2 separate regions of the Homo sapiens genome follow, and region 2 is linked to region 1. Evidence: read pairs that join two places in POLR2A ChIA-PET (ENCODE). Cell type or tissue: endothelial cell of umbilical vein. All regions are shown on one strand. Each heading gives the region's core, and the rest is flanking DNA. Links, peaks and the distances in the headings are about the cores only. Region 1 overlaps PTPRS (protein tyrosine phosphatase receptor type S). Region 2 overlaps KDM4B (lysine demethylase 4B).

Region 1 (5,367 bases), core at 172-5,171:
CACTCCAGCCTGGGCGACAGAGCAAGACTCCGTCTCAAAAAAAAAAAAAAAAAAAAAAAAAAAAAAAGGGCGAATTCCTCATGCCTGGAACAGAGAGAACCAGCAGCACAATAGGTACAAATACTTGAGGAAGGGAGGGAGTCCCTCTAATGCTCCCCTGGAAGCAACCTCTGCCATTACCATCTATCTTTGTGTCTTTTTCTCATGAAGTTATTGATCAAAGGTAACTCTAGAATACAGGGTGATTTTTTTTTTTTTTGAGACGGAGTCTCACTCTGTCACCCAGGCTGGAGTACAGCGGCACAATCTCAGCTCACTGCAACCTCCGCTTCCTGGGTTCCAGTCATTCTCCTGCCTCAGCCTCCCGAGTAGCTGGGATCACAGGCGTGCGCCACCACGCCTGGCTAATTTTTGTATTTTTAGTAGAGACGGGGTTTCACCATGTTGGCCAGGCTGGTCTCATGCTCCTGACCTCAAGTGATACGCTGGCCTCGGCCTCCCAAAGTGCTGGGATTACAGGCATGAACTACCACACCTGGCCCAGGGTGATTTTTTTTTTGTATGTGAAAATGATATTCTGTTCGAATCATGGCTGTTCCTCACATGACTTGTAACTACTGAGCACACGCAGCCCAGGCCTCTTCTCGCCTGTGGTAGGATCTTCCGTGGCAAGGCTGTGCCTTGGGCGTTTATCACCCAATTCCCTGTGGACACTTCGGTTGCCTCCATTTTTTCCCAACCTCACCCAATGCCATGGTGAATCTCCATGCTGACATCTCCCAGGTCCCCTTGGGGAAGCATTTTTGTCTCTCACTGGTGTCCAGTGAAGGGCAGCTGGGGTGGAAGGTCGGGTTACAGCTTGTTCTAAACAAGCAGGTTCCCCTCCTACACAGTCGGAAATGAGTAGGTCCTAATAGTCCCCGAGGAGACAATTGGCTATTATCTTCCGAAGTTAAGTTTATACATTCCCTTTAGGCCTGATAACACCACCTCTAGAAATCTACCCGGCAGACACTTTCCCGTGAAATGACACGTGGAGAAAGTACTCACGGCAAAAGGCTTGAAGCAACCTGAATGTCTATCGATAGGAGATTGGTTAAGTAAAGAACAGTACAAGGGGGCCAGGCACAGTGGCTCACGCCTGCAATCCCAGCACTTTGGGAGGCTGAGGCAGGAAGATCACCTGAGGTCAAGAATTCGAGACCAGCCTGGCCAACATGGCAAAACTCTGTCTCTACTAAAAATACAAAAAAAATTAGCCAGGTGTGGTGGCCGGCACCTGTAATCCCAGCAACTCGGGATGCTGAGGCAGGAGAATTGCTTGAACTCAGGAGGCAGAGGCTATAGTGAGCTGAGATCATGCCATTGCACTCTAGCCTGGCCAATAAAAGCGAAACTCCATTTCAAAAATATAAATACATAAATGAATGAATGAATAAATAAATAAAAATAACAGTACAAGAGGTCAAATAATGATCGAAGAGATTAGTATCTTAGTGTTATGAGATCAGTATCTCTTAGTGTTATGAGATCAGTATCACAGCTGTGAAAAGGAATGAGAATACCAGATGTACAATTATAAAATTACTTTTAAGATACTATATTTTTAAGTGGGGGGGAAGAAAACAAGGTACAGAACAGCATGTAGAAGATGCTGCCATTTGGTTAAACAAGGGAATATAAATCCAGCCGCCTACTAAATGTTCACAGAAGATTTCTAGATAAACTGCGCTCTTCAAAACCGTAGCCACGAGCCGTATGTGGCTGTTTAAATTTAAACGGAATAAAATGGAATAAAATTTAAAATTCAGTTCCTCGGTTGCACTGGACACATTTCAAACGCTCAATAGCCACATTCGGCTCAGGGCGACTGTACCACGGTGCGTAGACGGAGACCATTTTTATCATCGCCATATCGGGGGCCAAATCCGGCCCACCGTTTGTTTTTATAAATAAAGCTTTATTGGCACATAGCCACGCCCACCAGTTTACGTGTTTGTCTATGGCTGCTTTCACGCTCCAATGGCGGGGTTGAGTAGTAGACAGAGATCATCCGGCCGGCAAAGCTGGAAAGATTTACAAGGTGGTCCTTTATGGAAAAACTCTACTGACCCTGTTCTGGGAAGAGACTGCTACTGGGGAAAGAGAGAGGGGAGAGGATCTGGAGATTCTCCACCATGCATTTTTCTCTGCATCCTCAATTGTATCCCATGTGTACGCATTCTCTGGCCAGAACAACATATTAAAAATAAAAGACGTGGTGTCACAGAGATGCCGATTTCTTCTCCTGCCAGCCACGCCCGGAGGGCCTGGTTCCCCTCGACGCTGCCACCCTGGATAATACCACACTTCAAACAGTTTTGCTAAATGGATGGGTGAGAAATGATATCTTGTTTTAATTTGCATCTCCTGGGCAGGAGATGGGAACTCTTTAACTATAGATAAATGCCCGTCTAATCATCCATCGTCCCCCCAGACTCCTTAAGGGCAAGGATTGTCTGCATCAGTCACTATAGTGTCCCCAGTCCCAGCATGGGGCCAAGCAAACAGCTGAAGCCCAGTACATCCACACGGAAGAGAGGGAATCAGGCCCAGGGCAGCAGCCACAGTGCAAGGCCTGGGCTAGTTGTGGCTGGTGGTGAGCATCGAGTGCCAAGCCAAGCTTCACCGACGCAGTCACAGGGGCAGACTCCATGCGGCAGAGGTGGCTGCCAGCCCCTCGGGGAACCTGCAGACTCACGTTCAGCAGTGGGGGAAGAGAGCAGGGTGGGCAGGGACCTGGCAGCCTTGGGGGTAGGGGAACTGTGGGCTCCAGGCGGGGAGAGAGATTATATATTCATCAGAATCTTAAACAAAAGCCCCGCAGCCGCCTGTCAGCCAGGCTATGGCTTTTATGGTAATCAGCAATGAATTACCCACAATGCCTGGCCAAGCGCAAGTGGTTCTTGGCCCGGATCCTAAACTAATTTTTGTATGTTCGTGTGTATATAATTTTGCTCGCTCCCTCCCGTTCCTCTCCCTTCATTACCAGGAGCACGGGTGGGGTACGGGGCAGGGAGGCAAAAGGAACCCTGGGTGTAGAAGTGGAGGATGCTCACCAAGACCCCCTGGCCCTACAGCCTGCCTGGCACTAGGCCCTGGGCTCAGAGTGTGTGGAGGTGGGAGGTGAGTGCCAAGTGGGAACTGAGGGGAGCCTGGAAACCACCAAAAACTGGAGCTGGCAGCTCCGGGGGTGGAGAGAGAAGGGAGGAAGGGGGGGTTGGCTGGCTCTGGTGGTGAGCAGAGTGTGCAGGCCCCTTAGTGGGGTTGAGCCTGTGCCACGTGCTGTGTGGCCTTGGGCAAGTGCCTTAACCTCTCTGGGCTTCAGCCCCCTGGTCTGCAAATTAGACCTCCCTTCCTGTCCTAACCTCTAGCCCCATCCAGCCCCAAGTGTGTAGCCCACAGCCCCTCCCAGGGCCCTGTCTATGCAGGCCACTCTCTAAGTGCTTGACGCATATTAACTCGTTTTGTTGTGCCAGTTATTTATCTCAGATGGGGAAACTGAGGCTGAGGATAGGATGTGCCTTGTCCAGAGCCAATGGCTTGCTTGTAGCACCTGAAAACCCGCTATGGGCTAAGTCAGGAGCTGCCAACTCCATGTCTCCAGGGAGAACCAGCCCACCACTTCCTGGGAACCTCCGCAGGCGTCCTGCTAATGGGGGCGTTTCCATGCCTGCCTCTCTCACCATCTTCGCCACCTCAGCTCATCTTCTCCGTCTTTACCGATGTTCAGGACAGAGGCCTGGGAGTCGTTCTTGACTCATCTCAACCCTACCCTGCAGCCAACCACTTGGAGAAGCCAGCCAACCCTTCTGCAAAATCCTTCTAGAATACAACCCCTCCTCTGCCCCTGCCTGGTCCACCCCCATCATCCCTGGCCTGGATCTGTGCCGTCCCCTCTGCTCTGGTCCCCCAGCGTCTGCACTCATCCCCCACAGTCTGTCCTTTCTGCAACAGCCAGGGGTCGCCTGTGAACACGTCGGTCAGGGCTGGTTCCTCCTTTGCCCATAGCCCTCCCTGGCTCCCACCTCCCTCAGAGTAAACGCCCAAGTCCTCCTGGTGCCCCACAAGGGCCTGCACAACCTGCTCTGTCCTCTCCCTGCTCTCCCCTCCCCTCCTCCCCCTCCTCACTCTGCTCCAGCCACACAGGCCTCCTCGCTGTTCCTCCAACATGCCAGGTGCGGTCCTGCCTCAGGGCCTTTGCACGGGCTGTGCCCTCTGCCTGGAACACCCTCCCCTCAGATGTCAGCAAACATCATTCTCTTATTCCTGTTGGTCTTACTGAAATGTCACCTCTTCTGTGAGGCCTGTCTTGATTCTGTAGCTAAAACAGCCCCTCCCTGCCACCAACCAATTCCTCTAGCTTTTTTCTTTTCTTTTTTTTTTTTTTTTTGAGATGGAGTCTTACTCTATCACCCAGGCTGGACTGCAGTGGCGCAATCTCGGCTCACTACAACCTCCGCTTCCCCCGTTCAAGCAATTCTCCTGCCTCAGCCTACCGAGTAGCTGGGATTACAGGCGCCCACCACCATACCCAGCTAATTTTTGTATTTTTAGTAGAGACAGGGTTTCACCATGTTGGCCAGGCTGGTTTCAAACTCCTGACCTCAAGTGATCTGCCCACCTCGGCCTCCCAAAGTGCTAAAATTGCAGGCATGAGCCACTGCGCCTGGCCAACTTTATTTTTCTTAAAGGCATGGCATACAGTCAATCCTTAACACATATTTAATCTATTGGCTTTATGGCTTTTGTTTTTTGGGTGTTTCTTGTTTTTGTTTTTTGAGGCAGGGTCTCACTCTGTCACCCAGGCTGGAGTGCAGTGACGCAATCTCAGCTCACTGCAGCCTTGAACTCCTCAGCTCAAGTGATCCTCCCACCTCAGCCTCCTGAGTAGCTGGGACTATAGGCTTGTACCACCACACCCGGCTAATTTTTGTATTTTTATTTATTATTATTATTATGAAACCAAGTCTCACTTTGTCTCCAGACTGGCGTGCAGTGGCGTGATCTCACTGCAACCTCTGCCTCCCTGGTTCAAGCGATTCCCCTGCCTCAGCCTCCCGAGTAGCTGGGACTATAGGTGCATGCCACCACGCCCAGCTAATTTTTTTTATTTAAGTAGAGACGGGGTTTTACCCTGTTGGCCAGGATGGTCTCGATCTCCTGACCTCGTGATCCACCTGACTCGGCCTCCCGAAGTGCTGGGATTACAGGCATGAGCCACTGTGCCCAGCCTTTTGTATTTTTAGTAGAGATGAGATTTCACCATGTTGGCCAGGCTGGTCTCGAACTCCTGACCTCAGGCGATCTGCCCGTCTTGGCCTCCTA
Region 2 (5,367 bases), core at 295-5,294, 160 kb before region 1:
GCAGTCAGTGACACGCAGGGGGACGGGAGAGGACTCCCCGGGGGCTGATCTGTCCCAGCAGCCAGTGACATGCAGGGGGGATGGGAGAGGACTCCCCAGAGGCTGAGCAGCAGGAGGCTGGGTCAGTGGGTCTGGAGGGCTTGGCCAGGGAGGCTGCGGGCTCTGGGCTGTGGAGGGGAACCCTCACTGGGCAGAGCGCAGGGCCACTCCCGCGATGCCTCCCTTGAAGGCTGTGCCGGGAGGGGCCGGGGACTCCGTTCCAGGGTCCCTAGGGAAGCTCGAGCCCCATGCCCCTGCCTGTGTCCCCATCCCCAGAAATGCGTGTACTGCCGGAAGCGGATGAAGAAGGTGTCAGGTGCCTGTATCCAGTGCTCCTACGAGCACTGCTCCACGTCCTTCCACGTGACCTGCGCCCACGCCGCAGGCGTGCTCATGGAGCCGGACGACTGGCCCTATGTGGTCTCCATCACCTGCCTCAAGCACAAGTCGGGGGGTCACGCTGTGAGTGCCTGCCCGCCTCCTTGCCCCCAGCCCCTGGCTCCCGCCCCCACCGACACCCGCGCTGACCGCCCCCCACACCCTCCGCACCCTCCCAGGTCCAACTCCTGAGGGCCGTGTCCCTAGGCCAGGTGGTCATCACCAAGAACCGCAACGGGCTGTACTACCGCTGTCGCGTCATCGGTGCCGCCTCGCAGACCTGCTACGAAGTGAACTTCGACGATGGCTCCTACAGCGACAACCTGTACCCTGAGAGCATCACGGTGAGCTGTGGGGTGGGGCAGGGGGCGGGGGGAGGCTGGGAGCACAGCGACAACCTGTACCCTGAGAGCATCACGGTGAGCTGTGGGGGTGGGCGGGGGGAAGCTAGGAGTGGCCTGACTCCAGATCCCTTCATGGGGTCCCCTTGTCCTCAGGGCCCCAGGCCCCTTCAGGAAAAGCACCGCTCACTGTTCAGCAGAAAGCGACCCGCAGCCAGGGCTCTGCACCGCCCCGCTACCCCGGGCCCCCGCAGCCAGCTTTGGGGCTTCAGGCAGAGAACCTCACTTGCCAGCGCGGAGAGGGTCTAAAACCCAGCGACAGCCCCCAGCGTAGTGTGGCCAGGACCTCACCTCCCACCTCTTCTCCCTGCAGAGTAGGGACTGTGTCCAGCTGGGACCCCCTTCCGAGGGGGAGCTGGTGGAGCTCCGGTGGACTGACGGCAACCTCTACAAGGCCAAGTTCATCTCCTCCGTCACCAGCCACATCTACCAGGTAAGCGGGGGATCTGGCAGCCGCGCCATGCCTTCACCAAGCTCTTCTTGTAGGTGCGGGGACAGGAGGATCACACCCCTGGCCCAGGTGCCTTTGCCTGGGGCACTGGCGGGTGTGGGCCATGGTTAGTGAGGCCCGCAGGACCCAGCTGAGCCTTGGCTCGCCTGCCTAAGTTAGAAGCACAGGGCTTGTTTGTTTTCAAAGCTAAAGGGGCCTCCACTCGGGTGACATTTCCCTTTGAGACACCTTCTCAATTTTTCTTAACATAAGTTCTCCCTTTCACCGTTTTGGAGTGTACAGCTCAGTACCCCTGGGTTTTTTTTTTTTTAATCAAATTGGTAGTGAGTTTCTTCTCATGACTGTGGAAGAGGAATTATTTAAAAGTGTGGAATCTTAGACCGGGCACGGTGGCTCACCCCTGTAATCCCAACATTTTGGGAGGCCGAGGCAGGTGGATCACTTGAGGTCAGGAGTTCAAGACCAGCCTGGCCAACATGGTGAAACCCTGTCTCTACTAAAAATACAAAAATTAGCTGGGCTTAGTGACAGGCACCTGTAGTCCCAGCTGCTCGGGAGGCTGAGGCAGGAGAATCGCTTGAACCCGGGAGGCAGAGTTTGCAGTGAGCCGAGATCACACCACTGCACTCCACACTCCAGCCTGGGTGACAGAGCGAGACTCAGCCTCAAAAAATTAATTAATTAATTAAATGAAATAAAAGCGTGGAATTTTAGGAGGAGAGCTGCCCATATCCCAGCAGCTAGAAGCGTCGCTCCCAAGCCTGGTGCCGCACTTCCCTTGAGCTCCCCTGGCTCGAGGCTCCCGGGAGGAGGCGACAGCTTGTCTCTTCCAGTCACATCTGCCCCATTTGAGGAGTGGAAACGAAGCCTCACTCAGAGTCACCTCGGGTCACGCGGCGGGTCAGTCGGTGACGTCCTGGCCTTAGCTCGCACCCCGAGCCCCAAGTTCTTTGTAAACATCGGAGTTCAGCTCTTTACCACGTCGGTTAAGGTGAAAACCCTAACCCCTGCGATGGTCCCGAGGCCGCATTAAGGAAAGGTCCCGCCCGCATCTCCCGCCAGACCTGAATGAACTGAAATGATCGAGTGTCACTGAGTGCCCAGGACCACCCCTACCCCCCGCCGTGCAGGCCGGCCCCGCCCGGTCACCACTCTCGGACCTGTCACTGAGCATCCAGGACCCCCACCCCCGGCCGTGCAGGCCGACCCCGCCCAGTCACCACTCTCAACCTGTCACTGAGCATCCAGGACCGCCTTGCCATGCAGGCCGGCCCCGCCCGGTCACTGCTCTCGGACCTGTCACTGAGCATCCAGGACCCCCCCCGCTCCGCCGTGCAGGCCGGCCCCGCCCAGTCACCACTCTCGACCTGTCACTGAGCATCCAGGACCTCCTTGCCATGCAGGCTGGCCCCACCCGGTCACCACTCTCGGACCTTGCAGGGTCTTCCCTGCTCCTTGAGAAGGGGGTGGTTTCGGGGACAAGCCATCCCCATGGCCAGCCCTGTGGGAGCTACCACCAATCTCCAGACACTGTCACTTCTGCTCAGCTCCAGCCTTCCCTGGGGGGAGGCTCAGGCAGCTCCTTGGACTTCCTGATTGTGTTAGGCTTAGACCAAGGGCAAGGTCGATTTGCACCCCTTAGCCCATCCCAGGCAGCAGCAAAAGAGAATAATCCCTGCTCAGCTCACCTGGCAGCTCTTCTCTCAGGTTATGAGTTTCAGGTGGGCTGGGCGCGGTGGTTCACACCTGTAATCCCAGCACTTTGGGAGGCCGAGGCAGGAGGATCACTTGAGGCTAAGAGTTCGAGACCAGCCTGGGCAACAAAGTGAGACCCCCCCCCCCCCCACAATCTCTACAAAAAATTTTAAAAATTAGCTGGGCATGGTAGTGTGCGCGTGTAGTCTCAGCTACTCGGGATGCTGAGGTGGGAGGATCGCTTGAACCCAGGAGGTCGAGGATGCAGTGAGCTGTAATTGAGCCACTGTACTCCAGCTTGGGTGACACTGAGACCCTGTCTCCAAAAAAAAAAAAAAAAAAAAAAACAAAAACTCTGCTGGGAAGCATTCTGGTGCATCTAGTACACGGCAGGATGGGTGGGGTCTGTGTGACAGTGACAACACCCTCCGCCTGCCCCGGGAGCCTCAGAGTCTGGCCCAGGCAGGTCGGACTGGACTCCGAGGAGGGGAGGTTGAGCCAGGACCTCTAGAACACCATGGAAGTTTACTCCAGAGATCAGGCTGAGCATGTGCCAGTCTCTCTCCCTCCCTCAAGAAACCTATGGAGATGATAGAAAACACACAAATAGATAAATAGCCATTTATAACGTACACAGAGCACAACTGTGGTGGAAAATGACAAGGGAGACTCAGGGTGGGTCTTGACAACATCCCACAGAAGAGGCGCTGACGCAGCCCCCACCCTGGTGGCGAAGGAAGTGCTCCCAGGATCATTGTCATGTCACCAGAGCCCAGGCAGGGCCAGCGTCAGGGGAGCTCACCTCAAGGAAGCCGAGCTAATGAGACAGTCAGAAATGAGATGATGCCAGCCAGGCGCGGGGGCTCATGCTGTGATCGCAGCACTGTGGGAGGCTGAGGTGGGCAGAGCGCTTGAGCACAGGGGTTCGAGACCAGCCTGGGCAACGCAGCAAAACCCTGTCTCTACAAAAAAACAAAATTAGCTGGGCATGGTGGCACGCACCTTTAGTCCCAGCTACTTGGGAAGCTGAGGTGGGAGGATCACTTGAGCCTGGGAGGTTGAGGATTCAGTGATCCAAGATCGCGCCACTGCACTCCAACCCGGGTGATGAAACAAAGCCCTGTCTCAAAAAAAAAAAAAAAAAAAAGTCACATTTCCAGAGTGCTCGGGGCGGGGGGGCAGAGGCTGTGGAATCAGGAATGGGTGGTATCGGAAGCCAGCAAGCCACCGTGGAGTGCGCGCCTGCCTGCGAGGTGGCGGCAGGACCTCGATCACACAATCATGCAAACGCCCGCTGTGTGGTGGCCAAGGAGATGGGGCTGGAGCTGCCTGCCCCGAGGCCAAGGGCCTGGTCAGCGGGGCGGGTGGCTGGGGTGGGCCCAGGTGACAGCGAGGCCGAGTGGCTGAGACCCCCACATGCCAAGGCCCCAAGAGCCTCCCCGCCTGTCCGGAACACTTGGAACATGTTTCCCTCGCACGTGACCCCTCGAGATGCTTCTGAGACGTGCCGGGCAAGACGTCACCACAGGGAGCCCGGGCCGAGGCGCACGCCTCTGATTTCCTGTAGCTGCAAGTATATCCAGTTTTCTCAAAATGTTAAAAAGCAAACGCCGCCTTCAGAACTCGCCCTGTGGAGACTCATAGTGAAAGCACGTTCCAGGGAGGCCACTGGGAGGAAATCAGCCTGAGTCTCCAGTCAGCCCCCAGTTCCCAAATGACCCAGGCACAGAAGTTTCCCTGGAGCCCACTTGGACCCGGCAGTGTGAGCGCCATCCTCCTAGGCGGTTCTGTGCTCCTGAGAATCTGGGGCGGATCTCTGCAGTCTTCCTGACCCAGAAACCTGAGCCAGTTTCCACTGAGTTTCTAGAACGCGCCTTCCCCTCCTGGCAAGGCTGCTTCTGTGCCTGACTGAATCACTGTGTGCCACGCCTGCCAGAAGCCGAGAGGCCGAGTCGGGGCCGGGGAGCTGGGGAAAGGCAGCAGGTGGGCCCTGGGACTCCTGCAGTGGGAGCTCTAAAACCCGCTGCTGCCCGTGGCAAAGCGGAGCCTCCAAAACCCGCTGCTGCCCTTGGCAAAGCGGAGCCTCCAAAACCCGCTGCTGCCCGTGGCAAAGCGGAGCCTGGCCACGCCGGGGGTGGAAATCGCTTTCCGGGGTGCTGGGGCTCCGACACTAGGACTCCTTCACCCAGACTCTCCTCACCGGACAGACGCTGGGAAGGGGCCTTCTCCCGGTGGCTTTCCTCTACAAATGAGATGGGTAGGACGGGGCAGAGGGTGGCACCCATGTCCTTGGTTCCCAGCAGGCTCCTCCACACATCCCCGAGAGATGTGTGCTGTCGTCCCAGGACACGGCCCAGAGGCAACCGGCCATCTGAGAGTCCACACTGGGCACTCCCAGCCCTG

Evidence for each region. Peaks named below come from ENCODE experiments on the same cell type or tissue, not always from the same donor. Only the 100,000 strongest peaks of a DNase experiment are listed, where the experiment ranks them.
Region 2: POLR2A ChIA-PET joins it to region 1 with 5 read pairs; 5 of 35 experiments call an interaction of 5 or more read pairs at or near these places.

Annotation. Positions count from the first base shown.
Region 1 is chr19:5,305,904-5,311,270 of GRCh38, forward strand. The region is part of intron 1 of PTPRS (protein tyrosine phosphatase receptor type S); the gene reads right to left. Among named protein-coding and RNA genes, the nearest start is that of PTPRS, 32 kb to the right of the region's middle. In endothelial cell of umbilical vein, for the core only: no CTCF peak of the experiment used is centred there; DNase peaks (open chromatin) are centred at 2,948 and 3,268; H3K4me3 peaks cover 183 bases; H3K27ac peaks cover 293 bases.
Region 2 is chr19:5,143,652-5,149,018 of GRCh38, forward strand. KDM4B (lysine demethylase 4B) reads left to right here. Exons shown (of 23, transcript NM_015015.3): 19 at 316-501; 20 at 597-761; 21 at 1,132-1,251. Among named protein-coding and RNA genes, the nearest start is that of PTPRS-AS1, 31 kb to the right of the region's middle. In endothelial cell of umbilical vein, for the core only: no CTCF peak of the experiment used is centred there; no DNase peak of the experiment used is centred there.